2 separate regions of the Homo sapiens genome follow, and region 2 is linked to region 1. Evidence: chromatin contacts called from ENCODE Hi-C or POLR2A ChIA-PET data. All regions are on one chromosome and are shown on one strand. Each heading gives the region's core, a stretch centred on a gene start or an enhancer-like site at or near the end of the contact. The rest is flanking DNA. Distances are from core to core; before and after follow the strand shown.

The links. Hi-C counts contacts between places; a loop is a spot of excess contacts on that map. ChIA-PET counts read pairs that join two places held with the same protein, here RNA polymerase II (POLR2A). Pooled maps may share reads with other maps.
Region 2: a loop to region 1 is called in a pooled map, with 2.6 times the contacts of the local background. The contact joins the enhancer-like site here to the promoter of VANGL1 in region 1. A Hi-C loop is called at or near these places in 2 of 168 maps with a recorded cell type or tissue (Caco-2 and PC-3), 1 of 37 single-sample maps with no recorded cell type and 3 of 50 pooled maps. POLR2A ChIA-PET finds 5 or more read pairs at or near these places in 2 of 52 experiments (MCF 10A and activated T-cell).

Annotation. Positions count from the first base shown.
Region 1 is chr1:115,640,633-115,645,745 of GRCh38, forward strand. It overlaps VANGL1 (VANGL planar cell polarity protein 1), which reads left to right and starts at 1,338. Exons shown (of 8, transcript NM_138959.3): 1 at 1,338-1,454. RefSeq lists a silencer at 1,070-2,059 and an enhancer at 1,195-1,953.
Region 2 is chr1:115,724,828-115,729,512 of GRCh38, forward strand. It overlaps CASQ2 (calsequestrin 2), which reads right to left. Exons shown (of 11, transcript NM_001232.4): 6 at 2,165-2,295; 7 at 681-726. Among named protein-coding and RNA genes, the nearest start is that of CASQ2, 42 kb to the right of the region's middle. Within about 2 kb of position 3,309, at least 20 of the 41 ENCODE cell types and tissues checked have a DNase peak (open chromatin) inside an H3K27ac peak, as active enhancers do.

The sequences.
Region 1 (5,113 bases), core at 88-2,587:
GAAGATGGTCTAGGCCACTGAGTGGGGCAGCAGAGCCTGGGGACTAGGAGTGGTGAAAATCAGCCACATTGAACATATGGGTGTCTTCTCAAGGAAATGTGACATATGCGAGAGAAAATGGAGTCTAGAAGGGATGAGGAAGAGGTGATCAAGGGAGTGAGGGGTTCTTGGAGCCAAGGTTCCCTGATTAAGGCTAGTCAGGGTGGGCCTGCATTTCCCCACCCCAAATGCCCGCAATACTCCTGTAGACAACTCTTAGGAAATTCAGCACTTCATTATACACTGCTTCCACTGGAAAATCCTGCCACGTAAGCAGCTTTGGGTCCCAGCTAGATTGGAGATGATCAGTAAGGAACCCTAATGCTACCAACACAAGACAACTAAGAAAAGTGCAAATATTCATGAAAATCGTTGCCAACTGTTTTGTAATCCTCACCACAATCCTGCAAGGTGGACAGCAGCATCCTCACCACTTTTCAGACAGGTAAACAAAGGCTCAGAAAGGAAACAGTACCTGGTTGGAATCAGCACTGAAGCTTCAGCTACCTGCCTGCAGAGATGTGCTCATCTAGCAGTTTCTAGGAGACTAGGCTGGCGGCAGTGCCTGCTCTGATAAGGGAGGAGGAGGGGAGAGGCTTGCTGTGGTGGCTTGTAGGGGGTGTGTGTGTGTGTGTGTGTGTGTGTGTGTGTGTGTCTATTTGTGGGGTCATTTCCAGGGCTACATGTGAGTTTAAGTGTGTGTATATGGGTTGAGATATGGTGTATATGGATATTTGTCGGTCAGTTCTTGGAAAGTGTGTATATGAGTGTGTGTTGAGTGGGGTTGGGGGGTTAGTCCCTGAGCCGTGTGAATATGTGGATGGGGGCACTCGTGAGGGCAAATGGGCTCGGATTTTGTGCATGATTGTGTGTGTGTGTGTGTGTGTGTGAGCTTGAGATTCCAAGTATGTGGGGGAGGGAGGGGGCGGTGTCGGAGATCAATCCCTGGGCCATGTGTTTATAGTGTGTGTGTCTGCCCAGAAGAGAGTGGGTTACTGGGCTGTGCACGTCTGTGTAGGGTGAGTGTGTGTATGAGGGTGAATGAGTGTGGGAGGTGTCATTCCCTGGTCCGTGTGTAAGAGTGTGACCGCGCACGCCTTCGTGTGTGTCCCGGGTGTGTGGGGTCGGGGCGGTGACGAGGTGAGGGGGACGCCGGCCGAGCCCCGCCCTCCGCTGCAGGTGGGCCGGCCCCGCGGCGGGGCCGGCAGCGCTAGCTGTTCTTGGCTCGCGGCCGCGCCGGGCTCGCAGGGCTGGGCTCGGGCTGCGGGGCGGCGCCGGGACAGGAAGCGGAAAGCAGCAGTGCAGCGGCGGCGGCGGCGGGGCTCTGCCTCTCCAGGAGCCCAGCGCAGGCCGCAGAGCCGGGGCCGCTGTGAGCCGAGACCGCGGGCCGCGGAGCTCGGGCGGCCGGCGCGGAGGTGAGTCCCGCGAGAGGCCGAGCGCTGCGCGGCGGCGGTCCCCGGGGCAGACCGTTGGCTGGGAGACGCCCCCACCTCGGACCCCGCGTGCCCCTGCGCCCTCCTCCCGCATTCGCCCCGCCGGACTTCGACCCCGGGTGGCCGGCTCCCGCCTCGGGCCGGGGGCTCCCTCCCCTCCTCCGGAGCGCTCCGGGTAGTGCTTCCTCTGACTCCACTCTTCTCCCCATGCGTTGCGCCCCTCCTGGCCCTGCCGTGCGATCTCCGCCGCACCCCACTCCTTGGGGTCCCGGGGTTCCCTGCTCACACCTCGGACGTCCCTTTCTCCCCGGGCTGGCCTTTGGAGTGCGCCCCTTCGGTGCGCGTGCCGGGGCGGCGGGCAGGCCGGCAGGGAGTGGCCGAGCGTTGGAGGCACCGGGCGGCTGCAGCAGCCGTGCAGGGCGGGAGCCGGGCGCGCACCGGGGTTCCCACCCCTGGCGGGGCTCGACCCGGGCGCCGCCTGGCCCTTCGCCAGGAACCGGGACAGAGCTGGTCTGTGTGCACACCTCGCTCACAAAAAATTGAGCCGGCCCTGGAGGCCTGGGGGGCGAGTCCGGTTGCGCCTCGGAGAGCGCAACAGGCAGGTAGGAGTTTACTTTCAAAAACGCCGGGGTGGAGCAGAGGCGCCTGGCGGGTCTCTGCCCAAGGTGTCCCTGCTGGAGGAAATCTCACCGCGCCGGGGCAGCCTTCGCCACCGGCAGGACCTCATTTCCTTCTGCAGTCTTTGAACTGCCCCAAGCATCGCGCCTAGAGAAGTGTGAAGCTTTATAAAAATTTAAACGCGTCCGTGGTGGCGGCAGCAGTGGGGCGGAGCCGCGGCCTGGCTGCTGTGTGATGAGCAGATGAGACTTGGAGCTGAGGAATCTGTTGCTCAGTTTTCACTTCTCCAAACCAGGTCTAATGCCCACGCTGCGAAGGTGTTGTGAGCTCTCTTAGATTCTCCTTAGGAAGTGTTAGAGCGCCTTATGATGATGATTGTGTAGATGGCCCATGCATTTTGTTAAAACTCTTGACCTGGCTTTGGTTAGAAATGAATGTATTCTTAGACACTTAGTCCAAAAGCTAACAAACTGTAAAAGAATCTGGCATTTTCACTGACATGTTTATAAATTTTACGGGGCTGCTGAAAAATATTATAACTTGTATCACCAGTCAACAATGCTAATTAGCATTCTCCCGTCAGTGGGTGGGTTGAGTACACAGCTCCCAGGCTCTGCAAGTGAGATGGCAGAAATTGTCTGAATACAGGGAGAGGTAATTAGCCATTTTCTGTAACCACTAATTATAGAGTTTTTAGGGTTGAATTAAATCAATGTGATATAGTTGGGGCTTTGATTTGTGGGAGGAAACTGTTTCTTTTTCCAGTTCAAAGAAATAACACGCTTCACCTATCCATGAGCATTAAACATTCCCAAACGTTGATGTCTCTCAGTATAATTAGTGAAAACACTCAGTGTGGAATTTCACTATTAACAATGTTGGCAGTGAGGCTTGCTTGCAACTTAATTTGTAAGTAAAATGGGAGAAGAATTTTGAGAGTGATATATTTGTAAGGACTGCTTGCCAAGCAGTACATTTTTATTGTCTTATGTATTAAGCAACAGGACAAAACCATAAAGGAAATTTAAAGTTTCTTTACCAAGCAACAATTCCATGTCACCCTTTGTTTGAAGGATAAATGTGTTGAATGAAGAAGGCATCCTCCCCTTCATCATCCCCTTAACACACTTATATACACACACTGTGCTTGCTACCCTAGGCCTTATCAGCTATTTTGGTGGGATGGGCCCTTGTCACATTGTGTTTTAATTGGAGGTCTCCACATTGGGGCTGTGAGCTCATTGGGAGTTAGAACTATTTTAGATCCATTTCTTTTCTCCTGAGTGCCCCACGATGCTTGGAACACTGAACCTGTGAGTAGAAGTTGAAATTGCAAAATTCTTAGTGGGGTTATATGTGGTTTGGGACAATTTGTGATTGTTGCTTATACTCCTCTATATAAACAAACAATTCTAGTAATTGCTACAGTGCTGTCAATTTTCTGTAGCTAAGAACACAGGTTCTGGAGTTAGACTCTCAACGTTTAAGCCCTGGCTCCTGTGGCAGTCTGGTTTCCCTAACTAACATGATATTAATGTCTTATTTTTCTTAAACACTTGTTATGCGGATTAAGTGAGATATTACATGTAAGTGACTTAAAACAGCATCTAACACATAGTAAACACTTGACAACTAGAAACTGTTAGACTATTACCATCATCTCTGTAAAATCAGCTAGCTGGTTAGGGTCTCGCTGTATAGGGCATGTGATTTGGGCATCATGCTATTCTATTTTCCTTAAGATGGAAAAGATTAGGTGGGCTTGTGATTGGACCATGTTTCTGTTAGCAATATTGGTTTGGTGTTAGCAGTATTGGTTTGATGTTAGCAGTATTGAAGTTTGATGCAAGGATACATGTGTGTGCTGTTGTCTCTAGCAGTGTCCTTCTGAATCCCAGTTACAGGACAACAGTGATCAGACTCTGTACCATCAGATTTACAGAGGAGATAGTACTCATGAGATCTATTTTTCTGAAGTTTAAATATCTGGCAGGGAACAAGGGAGTCACTTGCAAGCAAATATACATCACATAACTCCAGACATGTTAACGATTCACACCTCTTCAGAAATCTGTACCCAGCTGCTGGAGGTGTTTCAGGGGTAATTAATGACTGGAGCCAAGAGAAGTTATTCTGGCAAGGTGAGTTGAAATCATTGGCGAAACAAGTAAAACAAAGTTGACATTTTCTTTCCTTGTAAATAATGACCCAGAATCATTCATTTATAAGCTGTTGTAATAAAAGAATCATTGGGTTTGTCACAAATGCCATAAGCCCAGCAGATCCTCACATCAGTGACCTGCATGATGTTTGGTGGTTTATAGGCCACAAGTTCAAAATGTTTTATAGATTTGCCCTGCATCTCTGCCCGCTCCTTTCCAGCCCATGCCCCTCCAAATAAACCCACTAAAACACACACGGTTTCCTCTGGTCTCTCTGACATTTGCTTCCAACCTGGGGATGGTAAATAGAGGCCTGTAAGAAACAGAATAGAAATCACTTGTTACTCAGCTATAGCTAATAGTAGCAGTTAAAGGTGGTAGCAGAGACCAGAAAAATGTGTATAAGTTCAGTGAAAATGATACAGAAGTTATATGCCATACAACCCCTTCAGTTCTTCCTAACTGAAGGAATTTTACTCTAGTGAATACTAGTAGTAGTTGACAGCTGTGAGTGCCTACCACGTGCTAGGCACTGTTCTAATAATTTTTATGAATTATCTCATTTAATACCTACCACAGATCTATAATATAAGTAAAATAAAATCTGTTGTTACAGTTAGGGAAACTGAGGCAGAGAGCAGTTAAGTAACTTGTTCTGAGGTCACACAGCTAAGTACTAGAGCCAGGATTTGAATGCTCTTCACCCACAATTTGGGCTCATTGCTACTCTCTAGAAGAATAGTTGACTCTAAACAAAATTATTTCAATTGTCACTTTCCCCTTGAGTGCCATTTAATTAAGAATGGGTACCCCTAAGAAGAATGTTAGCTTCAAGACATAATATAAATAATAATTAATAGC
Region 2 (4,685 bases), core at 2,059-4,558, 86 kb after region 1:
GTACACAAAGCTACTAGGTGGCAGATTCTGGACTTGAACCCTAGTCTCTATTACTTTATAGCCTGAGTTCCTTCCACTGTGTTACTGTGTGGCTCTGATGATCAATGAACAGAAGCTATAGTCACTGCAGGAAATTAACTAAGAGCAATTTTGCCTAGTGAGTAGTACCAAAGAGGCTTGGATTGATCCATGGAGAACTGTGTTTTAATTGAGCATGAAGTTGTCCATGTTTTTGTTTTGTTTTGTTTCATTTTTTTGAAACAGTGTCTCACTCTGTTGCCCAGGCTGGAGCGCAGTGCCAGGATCACAGCTCATTGCAGACTTGACCTCCCAGGCTCAAGTAATCCTCCTGCCTCAGCCTCCCAAGTAGCTGGAACTCCAGGCACATGCGACCATGCTCGGTTACTTTTTGCATTTTTTTGTAGAGACAGGGTTTTGCTATGTTGCCCAGGCTGCTCTCAGACACCTGAACTCAAGTGATCCCTGGCCCCGGCCTCCCAGAGTGCTGGGATTACAGTTCTGAGCCGTCGTACCCAATCTGTCCATGTTTCAAATACTCATCTAGACATCCACCTCAGCCAAATAAACTTGGTTTGAGTTTGGGGACTTAATCTAAGAAGCACTCCTCTTTGGGACTATACTCATCTCTACAAGGCAAAGAGAGTTTGCCTCTTTCTTACCCATGTTTCAAACATTTCTTCTGGGCGCAGGCGACGTAGAGTGGGTCTGGAAAAAAAAAAAAAAAAAAAAAAAGAAAGAGCTTCCTTGAGTAGGGATCACTGTGGCAGACACAGCAGCCACAGCATTATGAAATGTAAAATGAGATGATGCTTCCTTTGCAAGGCAGGGAGAGCCCTAAAAACCCACTTATCTTCTAAGGAAACAGACCTGCTCTACTCTGCTGTGTCAGACAGCGAGCTGGGCCAAGGCACTCAGCCTTTTCATAGACCCACTGATCCAAGAATTATAAAGTCTTTTACAAACAATGGGTCAGAGGGCACAGGGTCAGCTCATTCCCAGGGCAAGATGCCATTTCCTTCCTCACAGATAGCCACCACTCCAGAGAGCCCACAGCAGGCCTGGAATGAGAAACCTGAGGGGGAAAACAGGAAATCTCGGATTTTGTAGGTTAAAACTGCCTTTGTTTTATCATCTGGTGTATACATTGAAAGTCCTTTAGGGATATTTAGGGGAGCAGACAGGATCTATATTTTGCTCATAGTTTCATTTCTTTCTGAATATTGGCAAATAGTGCTGGACATATTAATATTTGCTCCTCCAAGTACTGCCTTCCTGAAGGAACTAGGACTGTCCAGGTGAGGGGGATCACAGTACTGCAGGTCCAATGAACACACTCGTGTACATGCCAGGTAGGGTGGAGGGACAAGCCAGTGAGTCCACTACCATGTTCCATATTCCCATATCTTCCCTCCCTCAAGAGCAGGGGTCAAAAAACTACAGCTGGTGGGACAAATCCAGCCAGGGCCTCCTGTTTTCCTAAATAAACTTTTACTGGTACACAGCCACACCCATTTGTTTATACATGATCCATGGCTGCTTTCATGCCACAGCCGCAGTTAAGTAGTTGCTACAGACGCCATCTGGCCCACAGAACCTGAAATATTTACCATTTTGTTCTTTACAGAAAAAGTTTGCTGATCCATGCTGGAGCTACACTAAGTGGTATCAAGCATTTCTCTCCCAGAAGTTCTATGCATAGAGTGTTCATCCTTGGCTAAGTTACTTAACTATTGAGTCCAATTCCTTGATCTGTAAAATTGGGATAATAATAATTACTCCCTAAGGTTGGAGATTAGATAAAATAGTTTCCCTAAAGCACTGGGCATGGTTATTGGTATATGGGAACTTTCACTAAATTGCTCTCATTCCTAGTATAGAATTTTATTTATATCTTGCCCTGGCTTTGAGGGGATTTGCTGACTGAGGGATTTATCAAACTCTGCTTGCAGGTGCAGACTTAGATTCAGAAGTAATAACATCCCTGCTAGTCATTACTGATCAACAAAGCCATACTACTGAGTTCTGTACTGCTGGGGTACTAACTAGGTTGTTGCTCTTGGCAGGTCTGAAATGTTAGCACAGAGAGGCTCCTCTCCATTCCCCAGACCCCAGGCCCCCAGCCCCCACATGCCATCTCAGGCACCTTTGGTGTTCCTTCACAAACTCCACCAGCTCCTCTTCTGTGTAAGGTTTGTTGGGGATGGCAATGGGCTCATCCATAAATGGCTCATAGAAGTCAACCTCATTCATCTTCAAAGATAATTTCTTTGCAACCTGTAACCATTAGAAATAAGACAAAGTTTATTTGAATACTAGTCTAGAATAGCAGTGTGTTGTCCATCTAAGATAAGTGTGTATGTTTTCCGGCAAAGACATAAAAACAGATGTACAGTTTTAACTTCAATGTTGAAGTGACAGGAACTTATCACCCAAGGCCTGGCTAGACTAATCTTCTTTTGTGATCAAAGAAGGAAAGATAGGAAGGAAAAAGACTTATCTAGCAAATGAGGGTCGGGCAGGGGCAGGGAGCAGTTGAGATGCGAAGTGGGAAATTTAATTCTACAATCACCATCACTCTACTGCATTTGCCAGGGCTGGATGGGAAGCAAATGCCAATGGAGCATATTTACTATCCTGTGTTGTATGGATTTAATGGAACCAATGTTGATAAAACAGGCAATTGATGGAGATCCTTAAGGCATATAGGTACTCAGAATCAGAACCCAACCCATTAGCCTGTCTTTGATCTGCTCATAGCCCTAATTGCTTTTTAGGTTGAAGTGCTGGCCCTACAGTTAAATCTCTCAGTACCCAACTTGCTTCATGGTTTGTCAGGCTTTGGGAGCTGCCCAGTTTGTCAGCAGTTATGAGGTGACTGACCATCTTGCTTTGTTCTGGGTGGAAGGGCTCCCTGGGATGCAGGACTTTCAGTACTGAAACTTGGACAGACCCCAGTAAGCCAGGATGATTTGCTCATCTTACAACAGATAAAGAGCTCGGAGAGCCAGCCGATAGCCAGGAAGACATTTTCTCTCTGGATTAAAGCAGCCACATGTTCAGTGTGTTGTCAAGGCAGAATGGTTGCTGTTTGCCTGCACAGCTGCTGAACTCAGGACCTCTGTTTGTGAAATGATTTCAGAGGCCTGGAATGTGCAACGCTCTATAGAAAACCAAATGCCACTCTTTTCTAGTTCAGAGCTGTGGTTCAAGAAAGCGCAGGGATGAACAGTGGTTCCCTTTAAGCTGAAGAGGAATTGCCTAAGAGCTGATGCACTGTGGTGGTAACCCGTGGTGCCGTGACCCAGGGCGGCTGCAACTAACTGGGGAAGGGGAGGAGCTGGGTATTGCATAAGCTCTTACACAAGGAGATCCATTCTGAGGAAACATTGATATCCATATGGTTTTTGTCATCAATTGCTATGAATTCCAGGTCACTATATTCTGAAAGGCATTTCATATAGTACTTAAGGGAGAGAAATTCCAGCATCCTACTCAGAGATCAAGAAAACAGGCCATGTTGACAGCTATAGTCAGTCAAGGGAGATTTTATTGTCAGGTTAATTTTAAGAGAGGGAGATGTGGAGTTTTTTCTAACTGTTTTTCCCTCTTCTCAGGGGTAGGGGGGTGATGTAGATGATGAGGTGATGAGGCAGGGAGCCAGAGTGGGCAAGAAAATGACATTGAATTCTGGTTTTCTGAGTTCACTTACTATGTATTCTAGGAACCAGAAGACTGTTTCCATGAAAGGAGAAGTGATCAGAATGAAAACAGTAATAATAACAAACATATGGAGTGCTTATCACGTGCCAGGCACTGCTGCCAGGTGTTTTAGGTTGATTCTTTGTTTAATTCTCACTTTGATTGTATGTGGTAAGAATGATTATCATAGTTATTTTACAAATGATGAACCTGAGGCACAATTTGGGTAAGAAATTTGTCAGGATCATATATCTGGAGGGAGCAGAGCCAGAAGTCAAACCCGCCTGGTGGTGGTGATAGTCTCGTCTCTGAATGCCAATGTCTGGGTCCACAGTGCTGTCTAAGAATGTAAAAATTGGATTGTCGTGTCCTTAATTTAAGTCTTGGAAATGCTAAGTAAAAATTTCCCAGGGATCTCTTCACTGTCTACCTACCACCATCATGGAGTGCTCTCATCTTGTATCTCAGAGAATCCCTCTCTTTCATTCTTTTTTTTTTTTTTTTTTTTTTTTTTTTGGTGAGACAGAGTTTTGCTCTTGTTGCCCAGGCTGGGGTTCAATGGCACAGTCTCGGCTCACTGCAATCTCCGCTTCCCAGGTTCGAGCGATTCTCCTGCCTCAGCCTCCCGAGTAGCTGGGATTATGGGCACAGGCCACCACACCCAGCTAATTTTTGTATTTTTAGTAGAGATGGGGTTTCGCCATGTTGGCCAGGCTGGTCTTGAACTACTGACCTCAGGTGATCCACCTCCCCCCTCGGCCTCCCAAAGTGCTGGGATTACAGGCGTGAGCCACTGCGCCCGACCCCCTCTTTCATTCTTATTATTCCTATCTTGGATGGTAAGGACTGAAGGGATTTGATTGGTTGAAGCTTTTATTCATTCATTTATTCAGTAAGTATTTAGTGGGGCCTACTGAACCCAAGGCATTATTCCAGGAGGAGATCTGGTTCATGGGTATTAGCAT